Regions from separate parts of the Homo sapiens genome. Here region 2 is linked to region 1. The links are chromatin loops, found by intact Hi-C in ENCODE. Cell type or tissue: A673. All regions are shown on one strand.

Region 1 (4,000 bases):
TGACCTTTAGGTCTCTCAAAAATAAAGTATCAAAGAACTGAAACTCACCAGACCACCACATCTAGACAATCCCATCCAGATGTCAAACCCTAAATTCATCATGATTGTTTCCTTGCCCCTCTCTAGTTCCTGTTTTCTTTTCTTTTCCTTTTCTTTCCTTTTCCCCTTTCCTTTCCTTCTTTCCTTTCCTTTCCTTCTTGTTTGGAGAGGAAGTCTCACTCTGTAGCCGAGGCTACAGTGCAGTGGTGTCATCTCAGCTCACTGCAACCTCCGCCTACCGGATTCAAGCGATTCTCCTGCCTTAGCTTCCCGAGTAACTGGAATTACAGGTGCGTGCCACTGCACCTGGCTAATTTTTTGTGTTTTTTTAGTAGAGATGAGGGTTCACCATGTTGGCCAGGCTGGTCTTGAACTCCTGACCTCAGGTGATCCACCTGTTTCGGCCTCCCAAAGTGCTAGGATTACAGGTACCCAGCCACACTGTTGCATTTCTTTCCTTTTATTTAAACCTCTAGTTTTAGTAATTCAGGGAGATGGATTTGAGTCTGAGCTCCCATCTCCTCAGCTGTAGCACCCAATTATAGGCTTCTTCCTTGGCAATAATTATTGCCTCAGTTATTGACTTTCTGTGTGGCAAGCAGTAGGACCTAGACTGAACCTCTGGTACTTTCATAACACCAATTCTTGAGTTATTATATTGAGTATGAATTTTGCAGAGGAAAAAGAAATAAGATGCATAAGATACAGGCTGCTGTCTTCTCCAGGAAAAAAAAAAATGAGAAACAGGACAGGAGTTTTACTACTCTACCATTAGGAACAAGGAAAAAGAAACAAATTGAAGGCATAAAACTGGTCTCTCCAAGGTCTTACCGTAGTGAATATATAGAGAAACCTCAAGAATTCCAAGAGAGAACCAGTAAGGAAAGTATTTTTCTCTACCAACCCTGTTCTTCACACAATGGTAATAGAACTTAGAATAATCCATGCCCATAATATTCTAGATTGTTGTGATCCCATTTTTTATAGAAATTGGCAAGGCATACAACATGTATTTTGATTAATTTTTCAGACATATTATTGCAAAACCTATACAACAGGTAGAATCAAATGAATGAGTAACAGGTTATTTAATTCAAGTTGTTGTTCCAGTGTCTATCTTAGTGCTTGGCACAAAACAGGCACCAAATATCTTTCTACTGAATAACTGAATTAATTTTTATTTGTGTTGAGTAAAATAATTTCATATGATGATGAATGGAAATTGCTCCAGTTATATTAACCCTGCCTGGAGCTAGGTGTACCTTATTCATAATAGAGATATGCATTTTATTATTGTAATAGAAAACACTGGCTTTTATGCATAGCAACATGAAACTTATTAGGTGATATTGTCAGCTGAATTTACATTTAACCTGATTTCTTAAAGAAAAAAACAGCCTGTCATATCCAGAGTGAGATATTAACAGATATATATCAGAACTTCAGTGAGACAGTTTCTTTGAATATTTATAGTATTTATCAATTGTTGACATTTTATAGTGATTTTTTTCTTGCAAAATCCATTAGCTTGCCATGTTATCAGGCAAAAGAAATAGTCTATTGACATTAAAAATAATTTGCCATATTAAGGTAGACATCATTGTAGTAAGGAATACAAAATGAAGAAAGTAACAGAGAATATTGTCTACAGACAGCTTCTTTTAAGAATTAATACTCGGGGTGCATAAATATTTGAGTATTTCTCTAGTCTTATGAGATTACGCATATACACATATAATTTTTTTTTTTCATCTTAGGTCGTATTCTCCAAGATAAGACACCAATCACCATCTATGTAATTTACATCGTAAAATTTTGTGAAAGATGGTCTGCATGAATTCTTATTGTTTCTCAGCAGAAAGTTGAAGTAATCAGAATTTTCTTTTTTTCTTAGTCTTTCTTGTATTAAGGGACTATATTTTGTTAACTTTAAATATAAATGCTCTCATTTTGTTTGAAAATGAAAATTAAAGAAATCACTAGTGCCACCTATTGGTGGAAATCCATATTGTGAGCTGTGTTAATTCATCCTCAGATGTGCCCTGTGGGACGCTAGAAGATGTAAAGTGGAGACACAAATCGAAGTGAAGTGAAGTATATAGCTGAGTATCATGCATCACAAGGAGTAAGGGGTGTACATGATAAGCATCCTCATTTTATCCTAAGTTGTGATATTGCAGTGTAGATAATCCTTGTTTTACAGAAGAAGAAACTGAGGCTTAAAGGGATTAAATGCTACTTTATTCAATATATTATGTAATCGTTAGAAAAGTTGTGATTTTAAATACAACTCTATTCTTTTTACTGAATCAGAACACTTACGCAAAAATTTCAATGTACATTAACTACACATCTGATGAGGGATATGAATTCATAGCCTTCAATTAAACTGTATATTTGATTCTGCTATTCCTAAGTTACTGGATTGTTTTAATCATATTTTTAAGAAGGCTGCTCAATGAATTATTGAGCATTTTAGTGAATTTACACAAATATCAACTTAATTTTAGACTTTGCACTGACTTATTTATCTACAAGTTTCTGAAGCCATTTGGTGTTTTTTACTTTTGCAGGTAAAGGATTCTGGCTTAGAGTAGTGTCAATCATATGTATTTTAAAATTTGTTTATTTTGACTTATTCATGCTTATATTAATATTTGAGTGATAGTTCAATATCCTTACAAAAAAATGGCAGCAACAGTAAACCTAACACACACGCTATATCAATAAATGCATAGTAGCTCTTACTCTTTTACTTCTACCATCAATGATTACAAATAGAAAAAATAATGTGTTCAGTTAGGCAGGACTAAGGGCTAGCCTGGAACTTACTGCTCTACCATCTTGTGGTCATCACTTCAACTCTTCCGATCCCAATTATGCCTTTGTAACAGAAATCATAGTGATCACTTTTTTTCTCAAGACATCCTCACATCTGCAGTTGGTTTAATATTATAAAGTATACAAAAGATATGAAATATGTGTTTATTTATTATGTCTCTTCCATTTCCATTAAATGTTATAAAAGAGATAGTTGTATATTTTAAGGCTTAACTCTCCTTCCTATAGATAATAAAATTCCCAGTAAGCAGTCTGACCCCTCTTCAAAAATTTCCAATGCCCTGCCAGAAAATGTAATAAATATCAAAATTTTGTTTCCAAGTTTGCAGGAAAATAAATGTCTATTAAATATAATAAACAGGTAAAAAACTCTCCAACTTTAGAGAGGTCCCTATGATAGTCTTACTTCTATTGTATTTATAAAACAAAGATAATAAGATATTAGATGAAAAGCACAAACTCCAAAGATTGAGGGTTTAAATTAAAATTCTGTCTTTATTTCTTTGGAGCTTTATGATTCTGGAAATGTTGTTTTAGATCCTTGAACTTCAATTTCCTCAGGTGCATAAAAACTTATAGGATTACTTTAAGGAATTAAATGAAATAATGTGCAAAATGGTAGTCAAAATGAGTACGAGCTATTAATCTTACAATATTTAAGCTCTGAGTTAAAAACAATGGGTTAATTGGGTTGTCAAAGGTAGCAGTCTTAAAAAAACTTAAAACGAGCACCTCCTGCTATGTTATTTCTGTTCATCGCTTTTCAGATCTCACGGAGTTAGAATTGTCTTAGAATCTTTTTTTTAAATTTTTATTTATTTATTTATTTATTTATTTATTTATTTATTTGAGACAGAGTCTTACTCTGTTGCCGGCTGGAGTGCAGTGGTGAAATCTTGGCTCATTGCAACCTCCACCTCCCAGATTCAAGTGATTCTCCTGCCTCAGCCTCGCAAGTAGCTGGGACTACAGGGGCACGCCACCACACCCAGTTAATTTTTGTATTTTTAGTTGAGATGGGGTTTCACCATGTTGGCCAGGATGGTCTCAATCTCTTGACCTCATGATCCACTCGCCTTGGCCTCCCAATCATGAAGCAGGCGTGAACCACTGCGCCTGG
Region 2 (4,000 bases), 980 kb before region 1:
GTCTCGATTTTGGAAAAGAATGGAATTATGGTCACATTCATGTAATTACTAAAGATAAATTTAGAATGCAAAATGTAGGCTACTTGTCCTGGTTCTTGTGTTCTTCGTTCTCTGTATGCAATTGTCATCCTGCAGTCACGTTACTTTAGTATATCTTACAGAATGAATATGCGCCCTCCTATGAAGGAAAGAATTCCTAGAGAAGAACTAACATTAGTTAAATGCCTCCTTTATATTTATTAGCTACATTGTAAATAAACCAACCCTTTCATTTATATTGGGAAATTTGTTTCACAGTTATTAATTAACATTCTCAAATATAAATTTCATTAACCATGGATTTAAGATATAAATCAAAACACATTTAATCACAAAGGCCATGATCTTCATATTATATCAGTCTATATCTAATTATTAATTATTTTAACTTCTAGGGTTAGTGAATTCTGATGAACATAGGTATGTGTGTGGTATACAGAATGAGGCAGTGTTTCCTGCAAACTGCATTCAATAAGCAAAGACTTCAATATATTCCATGTGTTTATACGTATTTTCAAAACCTTATTTGAGTCCTTTCCTTCCCTTATTTGATTTAACCAACAGAATATTTCATAAGTTAGATCTGGGGACAGCATTTTAAATACATGCCAACCAAACAGAATACCAATTACAATTTTAAACAGTTGAATTAAGGAGAACTAAATGCAACATAAATAATTCAATGTTCATTTTTAGAACATTTTCTATAACAATGAACAGGAAAAACACTTAAAAATGCAAGGAATATAATGGATTGTAGAAAAATCAATGTTATAGTTTGTTAATGGATTTGGTAACTTGCACTTCCAGGGAACAGAGAAAATTGAAGTGGAACTAAGATTTCATTATGACATATTTCAAACTCTCTTAGGCTCTTAAGATTTTCCATTTCATTGGCTGCTTTGAATTTCATATGCTAATTTTAGAACTGTTACAAATCAGAATTTAATATTTGAAAAGTGTATTACAATTAGTAATAATCCAGTGTGTTAATTCAGTGTTATTGTACTAGATTTTTAAAAAATGAGTAAAATGTATGGACAATTCATCACAATAACTAATAGGATATGCCAAAGTAGGTGTCTCTACCTACTCAACTTAAATGTTTATTAACTCAATTTATTCTGTCAAATTTAATAATACAATATGAAAATAACTATCAAGGTATTTAGCAACAATTAGATAATTGACACACTTCAAAGAAATGGAAGTCGTGAATGATTTGTCTTACTTTTCAAATAGCTGTATTAGTGCTGAATACACTTTGAAAAAGTTATTTTTTTTTAAACATGGGCATCTTACCTGTGAAAAGTTAAGATTTTGGGGGGAGGTTGTTGCTTTTTAAACAGTTTTAGTAAGATATAGTTTACATATCATACAATTCACTCATTTAAAATGTACACCCCCGTGTATTTTAGCATGTTAACAGAGTTGTGTAACAATAACCACAAATGTAGAACATTTTCATCACCACCCTAAAAAGAAACTCCATAACGATTCATAGTCATGATTGATTTCTCTTCCTGTCCCCATCTATGCTCTCCTTTCTACCCCCAGGCCCTGGCAACGACTTTCCTACTTTCTATCTCTATAAAATTTTGCCCCATCTGGATATTTAAAAATATTCCATTTAAAATATTCCTTTTTCCTAATTGTAATTATAAATCCTTTAACCAATATCCCCTACTCCTTCACTCCCCACTAACCAGCTCAGCCTCTGTTAACCATTATTCTGTTCACTACTTCTATGAGATCAACTTTTTTAGAAAGCACATATATGTGAGATCACATGGTGTTTGTCTTCCTACATCAGGCTTATTTCATTTAATATAGTGTCTGTTAGAGTCTTCCATGTTGTTACAAATGACAGGATTCTGTTCTTTCTTAGGGATGAATAGTATCCCATTGTGTATATTTTACATATTTTCTTTATTCATTCATTTACTGATGGGCATTTAGGTGGATTCCATTGTTGTTAATGTTTTTCAGGAAGTGGAAGTCTTCCTGAAAAATTAAATACAAGTGTGACCTTAAACATGTTGCTTTCTCTCTATTAGCCATAGCTCCTTCGTATTCAAATAAAATGGTTTGACCAAACCAGCATTCCCCAATGTGATTTGTGCATATTAGTCATGGAGAATACTCTGATACAAAAATAATTTCCAGCCCAAATTTGTTTTTAAAGGTCTTTGTATTAATTTCCCTTTTGAAGTGTCACAAAGAACTTTTAAAATTTTATGCATCCTGGCCAGGCACGGTGGCTCATGCCTGTAATCCCAGCACTTTGGGAGGCCGAGGCGGGCAGATCACGAGGTCAGGAAATCGAGACCATCCTGGCTAACACGGTGAAACCCTGTCTCTACTAAAAGTATAAACAATTAGCTGGGCGTGGTGGCAGGCGCCTGTAGTCCCAGCTACTCCGGAGGCTGAGGCAGGAGAATGGAGTGAACCCGGGAGGCGGAGCTTGCAGTGAGCCGCGATAGCGCCACTGCACTCCAGCCTGGGCAACAGTGCAAGATGCTGTCTCAAAAAAAAAAAAAAAAAAATGTATGTGTCTTGTATTTCATTCAATAAATATTGCATGTTATTTGTTAGGTAGTACAGGTTACATATTTTTATAATAGCTCTGAGAAATACTAAAGCATAGAATAAAATATGATGAAATTAATTTTAAACCATACTTCATTTGGCATTCTTTGAAAGTAATGATCACGGAAATATTTTTAGTCATGGAAAAATCCTCCTTTCATCCCTCTATCCCTCCATGGAACATATAGTAGAAAATACTAGGTAATCTTTAAACTCCATCCAAGTTCAAAATAGTACGTTTGGCAATCTCAAAAGCCACTTCTATATTGTATTTGTAACATATGATATGAAGATCGAATATATATAGCTGTTTTCTTTTACCTTTTCCTTCAGAAAAAGGGGGCCATACAAATCACAGAGTTTCAAATATTTGTAATATAAGTAACAGATTTAGGGTTCCCTGATAACTTATTACATTCTAACTTACCTAACTGTCTTTGCCTTGTCATCAAATTCTATAACACCAGTCATAGACTCATATCACTGTTTATAAGGATATAGAGTCATAGAGTACATATGTGGTTTGAGTTCTTAAGTTTTCACTTCTTCTGCATGGTTTATGATTTATCCTATTTGTTGCTTTTTTATTCATTATCGATATTCTAATTTTTCTTTTATACCCTGTTCATCATAAGATCTTAAATGAATTTAAGCCACAATAGCAGTTTTCTGAGCCCCAGTAGACTCACCCATCATTTTGATAGTAAAAACAGGTAATATATGTCATCACTATGCTAAAAAGTTTATTAACCCATTTAACCTTCATAACAATTCCAAGAGTCAGATTTTCTACTGAAATTACCCTCTTACTTAGGAGAATTGTTATAAAAAATTTTAAGGAAAAATGTGCATAATCTGTATGAAATTCTTTCCACACAGTAGGTATCTAAATGGTAATTATAATGATGATGATGATTTGGATTTTGAATCACTTACTATAAACCACTGTTACCTGGACTGTGTTGATTGTACAAAGGCAATTAGCTTCAAATAATCAAATAGATCTTGTTCAGACCTATTGCAAGGGCACCTTGGCAGGTGACTTTATTGCTTTAGTTCTGAAGTAAACAGAGTATAACTGCTTATTTTCACTGCTACTTTCAGAGTACTTAAAGGGATTTATATTTTAAAAAAGTGATTGACTTCAGGACCAATATTTAGTTAGCATTAATTACTCAGTAACATCTTATTTGATACAATATGTAGATCCCTAGGCATTTTTACAAATCTCTGTTTTTGTCAAAAAGTTGTAGATTCAGAATCTGGTTGGAGAAAAAACTCATTGACCCTAGGGGATAAATTGAGCACATTATACTATTAAAACATTTATTGACTTAGTCTTCCATGTATATGTCTCTTCGGCCAGAGCCAG

What was found. Peaks named below come from ENCODE experiments on the same cell type or tissue, not always from the same donor. Only the 100,000 strongest peaks of a DNase experiment are listed, where the experiment ranks them.
Region 2: a loop joins it to region 1, with 2.3 times the contacts of the local background. A loop is called at or near these places in 1 of 110 quality-filtered maps.

The regions. Positions count from the first base shown.
Region 1 is chr11:39,373,276-39,377,275 of GRCh38, forward strand. No RefSeq gene overlaps it. Among named protein-coding and RNA genes, the nearest start is that of LINC01493, 730 kb to the left of the region's middle. In A673, a CTCF peak has its summit at 2,037 (motif pointing left); a DNase peak (open chromatin) is centred at 2,056; H3K27ac peaks cover 1,423 bases.
Region 2 is chr11:38,392,791-38,396,790 of GRCh38, forward strand. No RefSeq gene overlaps it. Among named protein-coding and RNA genes, the nearest start is that of LINC02759, 250 kb to the right of the region's middle. In A673, no CTCF peak of the experiment used is centred here; no DNase peak of the experiment used is centred here.